Linked DNA regions of Mus musculus: region 1 is linked to region 2. Evidence: chromatin loops called from intact Hi-C (ENCODE). Cell type or tissue: left cerebral cortex. All regions are shown on one strand. Each heading gives the region's core, and the rest is flanking DNA. Links, peaks and the distances in the headings are about the cores only.

Evidence for each region. A loop is a pair of places that touch in the nucleus more often than their neighbours do. Peaks named below come from ENCODE experiments on the same cell type or tissue, not always from the same donor. Only the 100,000 strongest peaks of a DNase experiment are listed, where the experiment ranks them.
Region 1: a loop joins it to region 2, with 3.0 times the contacts of the local background. A loop is called at or near these places in 18 of 42 quality-filtered maps.

Annotation. Positions count from the first base shown.
Region 1 is chr9:108,184,756-108,190,122 of GRCm38, reverse strand. It overlaps Bsn (bassoon), which reads left to right. Exons shown (of 12, transcript NM_007567.2): 1 at 1-79. Among named protein-coding and RNA genes, the nearest start is that of Bsn, 2.9 kb to the left of the region's middle. In left cerebral cortex, for the core only: no CTCF peak of the experiment used is centred there; DNase peaks (open chromatin) are centred at 1,206, 1,611, 2,309, 4,846 and 2 more places; H3K4me3 peaks cover 4,198 bases; H3K27ac peaks cover 4,801 bases.
Region 2 is chr9:108,133,881-108,139,247 of GRCm38, reverse strand. Bsn (bassoon) reads left to right here. Exons shown (of 12, transcript NM_007567.2): 2 at 1-61. 4930447F24Rik (RIKEN cDNA 4930447F24 gene) reads right to left here. Exons shown (of 3, transcript NR_126078.1): 2 at 1,682-1,831; 3 at 681-1,584. Among named protein-coding and RNA genes, the nearest start is that of 4930447F24Rik, 2.8 kb to the right of the region's middle. In left cerebral cortex, for the core only: a CTCF peak has its summit at 2,851 (motif pointing left); DNase peaks (open chromatin) are centred at 1,511, 1,998 and 2,793; H3K27ac peaks cover 3,900 bases.

The sequences.
Region 1 (5,367 bases), core at 315-5,314, 51 kb before region 2:
GCGCTGCGCGAGCGGCGGGACCCCCGACCCCTGGTCTCGGTCCGGTCCCCGGCCCTGGCCCCGGCCCCGGCCCGGGCAGGTAAGAGCGCGCGTCTGGGCTCCTGGGGGGCAGGGAGCTGTGGTCCGAATCTGGGGCCGGGGCCTGGAATCCCACGATCTAGTGGACAGCAGGTTCGGGTCTGCCTGCACTGCGAATCCTGCCAGATTGGCGTGAGCTGGGTGGTCAAGGTGGGCAACCCTAGGTTCTCCAGCCGCCCCGCCTTGACAGGACAGGATGGTGAGTACAGGGTTAGTCAGGGCCTGCAGACCGTGACTTCGTCACAATCCCCCAATTCTCTTCCCCATAGCGCAGGGGCCCAACAGCTCAGGAGGGGCTTATGTAACCTTAGTCTGGTCCCTCTGCACAGGGGAGCAATGGGATGGAAGACATCCTCCCTGTCTGCCAGCGTCTGCATATGTCCATTGTGTTGGGTCGAGAAAGAGCACAATGGGAGTGGCTGTCAGGGAAGATAAGTGTCACTGCTAGGAATAGGGAAAGATGGGAATAGTTGAGCCATGAACTTGGTCCTTTGCTTTCCTCAAGCATTTCGTGCCTGTCACTGTCTCTGAGGAAAGGAAAATTGCCCACCGGATACTATCAGGCCCTATAATACTCGCGGTCATGTGCTTTCGTCAAGGGTTTGTGAACACTTTCAGGTGAGGCAGAAAACGCTATTGAATTACCTCCCACCAGATATGAACTCATGGCTTAATGATTTAGCTCAACACCTCCGGCCAGTGGGAAAGCCAAAATCCACATAGACTGGTTTAAACCAAATAGATCTGGCCAAATATTTTTGAGCCCAGCTTGTTTCAGGGTTTGCCAAACCCAGATTCTGCAAAAACAAGTGGCATGGAAGGCGGAGGATGTGAATGTTGGCCTGTGTCAGCCGACTCAAGACTACCAAGAGATGACAGGGTAAAACGGAAGGCGTTATTTTTACACCAGTTGGGCCTGGGGAGTATCGTCCCCCTTGGGGGGAGGTGTTTCTATCTCCATTCAAAGCTGCCAATATCTATGTTGCTTTGCCTTTTCTGGTACACAGAAACTCCAAGGAAGAATAATGTTTGCTTTTTCAGACACCCAACTGTGCCTCCTGTGTTGATTTCTTCAGGAGTCTTTTCTTAGATAACTCACAGTGATGCAGAGATGTCAGTAGCCTGAAGCCATCTCAAACAGGCCAGCCCATGAATGTAGCTTTTAGAGGAGGAACTGGCCCGTTTTACATTTGCTTTGACAGTAATGCAGTTGAGTACCACGCAGCTCTTAGCCCTGGACACACTGCCCATCTCGCTGTGTGATGAGATGCTTGTTTTGGGTTTTAGCCTGAGAAACAGGCTCGCCAAGCTTCAGCTCTCTCCCTTCAAGGAAAAGCTACAGCTGAATGGAAAACCACCTTGTTGTTATATGGAGAATTTACCATCTCCCTTCCGGATAACCAGACTGGCTGCTCTACTAGTTGTTTATCCGACATTGCAGAGGCAAGCATATGGAATTTTGGAAAGACCTGGCGGATTAGAGGGACAGGACAGAGGCTGCTGCTGTATACTGCTCATACGGCTCAGTGTTCCATTTGTGCTCTACCTATAAGTCCTGCTTCAGGGAAAACCTAGCCACTGCCATCATGCAGAAACCATGGGCTATTGCTGGATTTTGCAGTCACAACACATTTTGCCAGCTGTGGGTAGGGCTCACACACTGGCCTGTGTGTGTGTTCCTGAGGTCCTTCAGTTTTGAGGCTCAGGGGCTGAGCTGATTTGTCAGTAACACTGAAGACTGAGGACCCTTGAGGTCCTCTTCTAGCTCCTAGTCAGTTTATCACTGCACCTCAGCTAAGCAGTCAGCCACTTCTGTCTGTCTGTCTCTGCCTCAGAGTCGGGATGGCTTCTAGGTCCTTTCACCAGTGCATCTCAGGTACCTGATACCAAATTTAGCATGTTCTGTTCTGAGATGCTGATGAACAGATTGGCCCATTGATGGAGAAAAAGCCCCATGGCATGAGCCCCAGGCATTCAGCAAAGAGCATTGCACAGGGATATATTTGTTTCCAACAAGGCCTTGAATTTTATAGCAGCCAGAAACCTTATAGTATAGGGGAAGGGGCCAAAAGAAGGTGTGATGAATTTTCTAACCCCATAGGGGAAGAGAAGTGAGGTTCTTAGGGAGTGGAATCCTGCTTCTCTCCGATTGCCACAGCACCTCCTGTCACCTCAAGCTGAGTTCGTTCTTTTCATCCTCCTGCTGAGCTGACTCGGGCTCTGTGAGGGGGCGGCTTCAGCGTTCAAGGCTGAAGAGCCTGACTTGAATTCAGTAAGCATAGGTGCTGCCACACCCATAGTGATGCTGTCTCTGGGCCTCCAGGGACGATGGCAGAGCCTTGGGCACTGCATAGCTTCACAAGGAAGGATTTTCTGTGTCTGGTCTCAGGTTCACCTCATATAGTTCTATCAGCTCTGCTTTTCCTAAGGAGACAGATTGGAAGGAAGCTGATCTCTGTCTCAGACTCTGCTTTCTAAGCTAAGTGACTTGGTAGGGGCTGCATCCTGTCAGAGGAAGGAACAAGCTTCATTCATTCATTCATTCACTCATTCACTCACTCACTCACTCACTCAGTCATTTATAGTGATGTATCAATGTGCAGCAAGGGCATAGATGATGCAATTTTACCTGTGCATGTATCCATGACATACCACCAGGTTAAGGCCAGACCTTGTAAGAACCTGAGAAAGTAAGGAGCTGGGAGGTAGTACTGTGGCAGAGTGCTTAGTCAGCACCTATAAGGCCCTGAGTTCAAGTCCCAGTACCACCACAAAACAGAACAAAAACCTGCTCATTGAGTACTGGAGAGATGGTTCAACAGTTAAGAGCACTGACTACTCTTTTAGAGGACCTGGAGTCAATCCCTGACATCCACATGTTGGGTGGCAGCCATCCATAACCTTCAGTTCCAGGGGATCTGACACTTGCTTCTGGCCTCTATGGACACCAGGCATACATATAATGCATAGACATACATGCAAAACACTCATACACATAAAAATACAACTTAAAAATCCTTACACGAAGCAGGGAGGGAGAGATGGTTCCGTGGTGAAGAGAGCTTGCTACACAATCATGAGGACCTGAGCTTCAAATAACTGGGCATCTCATGAAAACCTGCATCCCCCAGTGCTGAGCAGGCAGGATGAGAGGATCAGTGAGACTTGCTGGCTTCCAGCCGCTCTGAGAAGAGAGCCCCAGCTTCAAAGGGGGCGAGTGGAGAATGTTGAAGAGGACCCTCGAGACCTTCCTTTGGCATCTCCCTGTATGGACACAGGTGAACACACCCCCTCCCCCAACTGTGTACGTAGATTTAGGCACATTCACACACACAAATAAATTTTAAGCAACTGCTTTAAAATTGCACAAAGGGCCCACATAAATCCGTGGCAGCCCACACATCTCGCCCACATCATCTCGCCCACATCAGCTGAAAGAACGTGTAAATGTTTTGTCATGTGCAAATTGATCTTCAATAAATTAGCTGAGGTATCTTAGCTACTGAGAACAAGTACTGGATTTGGCTACATGGACAGTATGGAAGAAAACCCATTAGGTCCCTACCCACTAGCACTCAGTCTGGTTGGTTAGGTCCCTCTTGAAGAGTCACATCGTGGATAATCTCAAGGAAAGACTGGGCAGCCTAGTGTCTACATATGGAAGGGTTTTCAAGTAGGAAGATTAGAAAGACACATTTAGGTTTCAAGGGAGAGAGACACACAAAACATTATGGGAAAATCACTGGAATTCAGGGGTAGGGGCGGGAAGAGGAATGTGGTCTACCTTGGCAGAGACAGTGAGCAAAGAGACTGAATGCAAGAGACTCGGAGAGAGACAGGGACAAGCCAGCTGAGACATCTCTCTCTAAATGCCCATCAAAAGCCACAGTTCCCTTTTAGTTCATACGACATGGAGAAGTCTTGAGGCAAACATGACAGGAACCCTTATCATTTGCTGGAAGGTGAGAGTGCCCACGAACCACGTGGAGTTCTTTTCTCAAAACGGATTCATCAGGCACAGTGTCTGAATCCAGGTCCCCCGCATTAGCTGATAGCCGTGGACTAGCAGTCTACAGTGAACCTGTGAAGGCAGAGCGATAGGTGGAATTGCCAGATTTGGAAATAACCGTCATTTGTCATTTAGAAGCCTTGTCTGGCCCCAGTGGCTGAGTTTTCTGGGAGTACAGGTATGAATTGAAGTGACCTTCCTTTAGAATAGTGACATTGTCAATCTTACCTGGAGAGGGCAGCTTTGTGACATTGTCCCCAGCACCAGTGGGGCTGTCAGGATGCTGTCAGTGGCTTGCTTTTTTTTTTTTTTTTTCTATTTTGGAGACAGAGTCTTATTTTGCAGCCTAGCTAGCCTGGAATTCACCACATACATAACCCAGGGTGGACTTGGACTAGGGCTGCCCCACCTGCCTCTGCTTTACAAGAGCTGGGACGACAGGTGTGAGTGACCAAGCCTGGCTCTGAGTTAAAAATTCTTTTTTCTAGTGGAGATATTAGGAGAAGACAGGCTATTTAAACAAGCAAGCAAGTGAGCAAACAAACAAACAAACAAACAAAACACGATGACTATGGAACACTTCAGCATATGTAACAACAGAGAGGATTGTCCACTAAAGCCTCATGTTCCAATTACGTGGATACAGGCACGCTCAACTCAGCCAATCACGTTTCCTTTACCTCCCTTCTCACTGAGACAAATTCCAACAGTCCTACATCCCATCAGCAGCATCTCACTGTATCCTTCCAAGAAATGAGCTCTGAATAAACGTAACCATGACGACACCATCATAGCTGAGTAGGTATTTCTTTCCTCCCAGGGAAGGTATGCTAGGAATCAAACCCAGGGCCTCAGAAATGCTGGCCAGGCACCCTGTCTTCAGCTAAACATACAGCCTGTTCTTTAAAAAAAAAAGATTTATTTTTAATTATGTGCATTTGTGTGTCTCTGTGCGTGAATATGCATCTGAGTGCAAGTGACCGAAGAGGCCAGAAAGACTGGCTCTCTCTCAAGCTGGGTATAGGTAGTAGGAGCCACTCAACATGGGAGACGAGAACTGAACCTGGGTCCCCTGCAAGCACAGTACACGACGTTAACTGCTGAGCTGTCTCTCCAGCCCTCCAACAATCTCTCCTTAATCTCAGGGATCATTTGGATGTGGGTCTGTCTTCTGATCGTGTTATAGATTTTGGCAGTTGGTTTGCACAAATTGTGATATATAAGGTAAATCTAGTCCCTTTAAATTGATAGACTGTCTCTGAAGTTGTTCGTTCTGTAAT
Region 2 (5,367 bases), core at 230-5,229:
CCAGTGTCACAACAAGGTCTGCAACCAATGTGGGTTCAACCCCAACCCTCACCTCACCCAGGTAAGGACCTCAGTGCCACCTGTGTCTGACCACTGTCTCAGCATCTCTCCTCTGCTTCCTTCCCTTCCTTCTACCAACCTCAATCAGGGCTATCTCCCTTCCCCACCAGTGCCCATGAATCCTGATGGGGTGGGGAGAGTATTGGTGGTGGTTCCAGGATGTGGAATCAGAGGACAAGGTCTGACCCCAGGTCTCCTGAGAGATTCCTGTACCCTAAAAACTTAGAAGGGGCTGGAGCAAGGACTCCACAGTTAAGAACACCATCTGTTCTTCCAGAGGACTGGGGTCCAGTTCCTAGCACCCACAGAGTGGCTCACAATCATCTGTATTCCAGTCCCAGGGGCTCCAATGCCCTCTCCACCCAGGATGCACAGAGACATCCATGCAGGAAAACAACCATACTCATACAAATAAATACTTTTAACCTGGTGGTGTGGCACATGGCTTTAACCCTAGCAATCAAGAGGCAGAGGCAGGAGAATCAGGAGTTCAAGGCCAGCCTGGTCTATAGAGTGAGTTCCAGGACAGCCAGGGCTACACAGAGAAACCCTGTCTCAAAAAACCAAACCAAACCAAATAAAACAAACCAACCAATCCACAAACTTAGAATCTCAGAATAGAAATTCAAAAGAAACTGGTTTAATTACGCCTTGGAGAGGGCAAAAGAAAAGGACACGATCTTCCAGTGGCTCCTCCAGTAGAGATGACCATACACTCCTCTGGGCTTGGGGCTGAGGGGTGGGAGGATGGGAGGAGAAGGCAAGCTTCCCTAGCTATGGGCCTGCCTCTCTCCTTGACAGTCCTGCAGAGAGACTCTCATAAGAGGACCAGATTTCTAGGAGGACCTGGGAACGCCTTCTAGCAGGGGTCTGGACAGCTCCTCTCTGGGTTCAGTTCCAGTTGTCTGGGCGTCTAAGGTGGTGGACTAGTCTGTCCTCCAATTTTGTGGTAGAGACCAGGCATTCACAAGGTATCCACGTCCTATTCTCCCAGCAAGCTATGCTACAGGACGATATTCATGAGTTTAGCCTCCTTTTGCCCCCAAAGAACTATGGATTCACATCGCCATCGTAGCTTTGTTCAGGATTTCTCTGTGTTGGAGGGGTTGCCTAACAGAGCTTTTGGGGGCTCCCATGTGTTAGCTAAGGGAAAGCCATACTTTTGAAATACAATGAATGGGTTTTCTGGCATCCTTGTATTCCTACAGGGTGACCCATAGAAGTCTCATCTTCTCCCCACAAAGACTCTGAATTGGACAGGACACCGGGTAGCCTCTGCAGGCAGCACTGGGATTCTCGGCAGCTGGAGTTGTTTGGACCGTGTGGGAGGGGGATAAGTGAGAATGACTGTTAGCAGGTCAGGGTCTATATATGCCAGCATGAGGTGCTGTGGGTGTGGGACGTGTGGTTTGCGAGAGGTACGTGCGAGATGCCGAGGCAGGAGGCGATGACTCAGTGCGTTTGGAGCTGCTCCTGGAATGTGGGGGCTTCCTGAGGAGGCGTGCACGCTCGTGATTACTGCATCTGTGATTAGAAACAGACCCAGCCCCGCGCCGATCAGTTAAGTAAGTGTTAGCTGTTCCATATTGGGAAAAGTGTGATCAAAAGAGGGGAAGCTCACCTGTTTGATCCTACCGCCTGAGAAGCCACAAGCTCCTGGCCTCCCGGGAGCAGGAAGACTTGGTGGATGGCCCATGTTTCTGTGGGATGGCCCCTCATCGTGAACCCCCTGGGTTCCCAACTCCATGAGATGCTCTCTTGTGCTGCAGCCCTAGGTGGGGTGGGTGAGAAGAAAGAACCGCACGTGGTGCGTATCCCAGCACCCCTTATGCCACAGCCTTAGCCACTTCCTCCAAGCCCAGAACCTTTAGAGAGATGGGAAGGGAGCCAGCCTTTAACTGTGCCTAGAAAAACAGCAGAGTAGGAGGACCTGGAGACTCTCAGTCCATCTGCCTCGTTGTGCTGGGCGGAAGCTGGGGCTCAGGGCCAGAAGGAAAGAGGGCCTCAAACTTACTGCAAATTGTCAGTATTTGGTGGAGAACAAACCTCTTGGCCAAATACTTCAAACCAATGCTGGGCTGGATGAGTCAAGTGGTCCTTTAGCACAAGCTTTTGGCATCCTTGGGGCATCCAGGGCTCTAAGACAGTGATGAAAGTTGGCAGCCTCTCCCAGGCTTGCTTCTACAGAGCATGGGTGGAGCTGCCAGTCCGCAACTCCCCACTGGAAAAATGCTGTCTTACTCTGTTCCACAGGCCCATGCCCAGCGACGGTCTATTCTGCTGGGGCCTCCAGATGAGATCTTTGCTTTCTTGGAGCTGGATTTCAGGGGTATTCCTGTCAAGGAAAGCTTAACCTTGGCACAGTTTCCTGAGGAGCGGCAAAGCACAATGGTCACATTGGTGTCATTGTCCTCTGTCACATGCTGAAAGCAGAGCCACCTCCTGGGTCATACCTTGATGTGAAGAGGAGACAACTCTGCAGGCTTTGCTCGCCCATCTGTTTCATCTTTCCTGGAAAACCACTCGTTTGCATACCTCTAACTCAGTCTAGGCTAGTCACTCCTCTGGAAAAAGGTCAAGTCTTTTTGGATTTTTTTTTTTTCAGTTCAGGGCAGGTAAAGAATTTCACCTGAGGGTTGGAGAGATGGCTTAACAGTTAAGAGTACTTCTGCTTGACACAAGAGCAGAGGGCCTGGGTTGTTCCAAGTACCCACAAGGCAGCTCACAACCATCTATAATTCCAGTTCCTAGGAAATCTGATGCCCTCTTCTGGCCTTCATGGGTATTGCGTATACATGGTGCACTGAAGTGCTTACAAGGAAAAAATGTGAAATAAAAATAAACCTTCAGGGCTGGTGAGATGGCTTAGTGAGTAAGAGTACTGACTGCTCTTCCAAAGGTCCTGAGTTCAAATCCCAGCAACCACATGGTGGCTCACAACCATCCATAATGAGATCTGATGCCCTCTTCTGGGGTATCTGAAGACAGCTACAGTGTACTTACATATAGTAAATAAATAAATGAAAAAAAATAAAAAAAAAATTAAAAAAAAAAAAAACCTTCAGCGGGGCGTGGTGGCGAAGCCTTTAATCCCAGCACTCGGGAGGCAGAGGCAGGCAGATTTCTGAGTTCGAGACCAGCCTGGTCTACATAGTGAGTTCCAGGACAGCCAGGGCTACACAGAGAAACCCTGTCTTGAAAAAAATTTTTTTTAAATTACAAAGATTTCACCTGTTAGGAACTCTGCCAAAAGACCATGTAGAGGGTTTCATTTTGGCATCAGTTCTGTTTTTACCACACATAAGAAACCCTTGCTCTGATATCACATTGGCAACCAGAGGCCAGAGACGCTAACATTCAGAGCCGGGGATGGGAAATGGGGAAGTGCTTCTCCTTGTCTTCTCTTCTCTCTTTCTTTCTCTTCTTCTTCTTCTTCTTCTTCTTCTTCTTCTTCTTCTTCTTCTCCTTCTTCTCCTTCTCCTTCTCCTTCTCCTTCTCCTTCTCCTTCTCCTTCTCCTTTTCCTTCTTCTCCTCCTCCTCCTTCTTCTCCTCCTTCTCCTCCTCTTCCTCCTCCTCTGTTCTTCTCCTACCAGGGGTGTGAGGGCTGCTAGCCCAAACCCAGACAGGGTTTCTCTGTTTTACCCTGGCTGGCCCAGAGATAGATTCACTTCAAACTCCACTTGAGAAAATTACCAGGCTGATGAGATGGCTCAGCAGGTAAAGCCACTTGATGCCAAGCCTGACAACTTGAGTTCAGCCCCCAGGAGCTGCATGGAGGAAGGGCAGAAATTGTTCTTTGATCTCCAAACACAAGCCATGACAACACACACACAAAGACACCACAGAGACAGACACACACATAGACACACATAAACACACATAAACACACACAGACACACACAAACACACACAGACAGACACAAATACAGACACAGACATACAGACAGACACACAGACAGACACACAGACAGATACACATACAGACACACATACATACACACACACATACACACAGAGAGACAGACAAACACACAGACACAGACAGACACACAGACACACATAAAGACACACACAGACACATACAGACACACATAGACAGACACACACATATACACATACACACAGACACATGCATACACACACACACACACACACACACACACACAGACACATAGACAGACACACATACACACAGACACACACACACACAGAGTAAACAAAGAAAACTGTTTGAAAATGTAAATAAAACACTAGAGGAAAGAGTATGGTCAGGACCTTATCTACTCCAGGCTTAGCCGTTGCTGAGGCAGAGGCAGAGGCAGAGGCAGAGAGGCAGAGAGGCAGAGAGGCAGAGAGGCAGAGAGGCAGAGAGGCAGAGAGGCAGAGAGGCAGAGAGGCAGAGAGGCAGAGAGGCAGAGAGGCAGAGAGGCAGAGAGAGAGGCAGAGAGAGAGGCAGAGAGAGAGGCAGAGAGAGAGGCAGAGAGAGAGGCAGAGAGAGAGGCAGAGAGGCAGAGAGAGAGGCAGAGAGGCAGAGAGGCAGAGAGGCAGAGAGGCAGAGAGGCAGAGAGGCAGAGAGGCAGAGAGGCAGAGAGGCAGAGAGGCAGAGAGGCAGAGAGGCAGAGAGGCAGAGAGGCAGAGAGGCAGAGAGGCAGAGAGGGAGGCAGAGAGGGAGAGAGGCAGAGAGGGAGAGAGGCAGAGAGGGAGAGAGGCAGAGAGGGAGAGAGGCAGAGAGGCAGAGAGGCAGAGAGAGAGGCAGAGAGGCAGAGAGAGAGGCAGAGAGGCAGAGAGAGAGGCAGAGAGGCAGAGAGAGAGGCAGAGAGGCAGAGAGAGAGGCAGAGAGGCAGAGAGAGAGGCAGAGAGGCAGAGAGAGAGGCAGAGAGGCAGAGAGAGAGGCAGAGAGGCAGAGAGAGAGGCAGAGAGGCAGAGAGGCAGAGAGAGAGGCAGAGAGGCAGAGAGGCAGAGAGGCAGGAGAGGCAGAGAGAGAGGCAGAGAGGCAGAGAGAGAGGCAGAGAGGCAGAGAGGCAGAGAGGCAGAGAGGCAGAGAGGCAGAGAGGCAGAGAGGCAGAGAGGCAGAGAGGCAGAGAGGCAGAGAGGCAGAGAGGCAGAGAGGCAGAGAGGCAGAGAGGCAGAGAGGCAGAGAGGCAGAGAGGCAGAGAGGCAGAGAGGCAGAGAGGCAGAGAGGCAGAGAGGCAGAGAGGCAGAGAGGCAGAGAGGCAGAGGCAGAGGCAGAGGCAGAGGCAGAGGCAGAGGCAGAGGCAGAGGCAGAGGCAGAGAGGCAGAGGCAGAGAGGCAGAGGCAGAGAGGCAG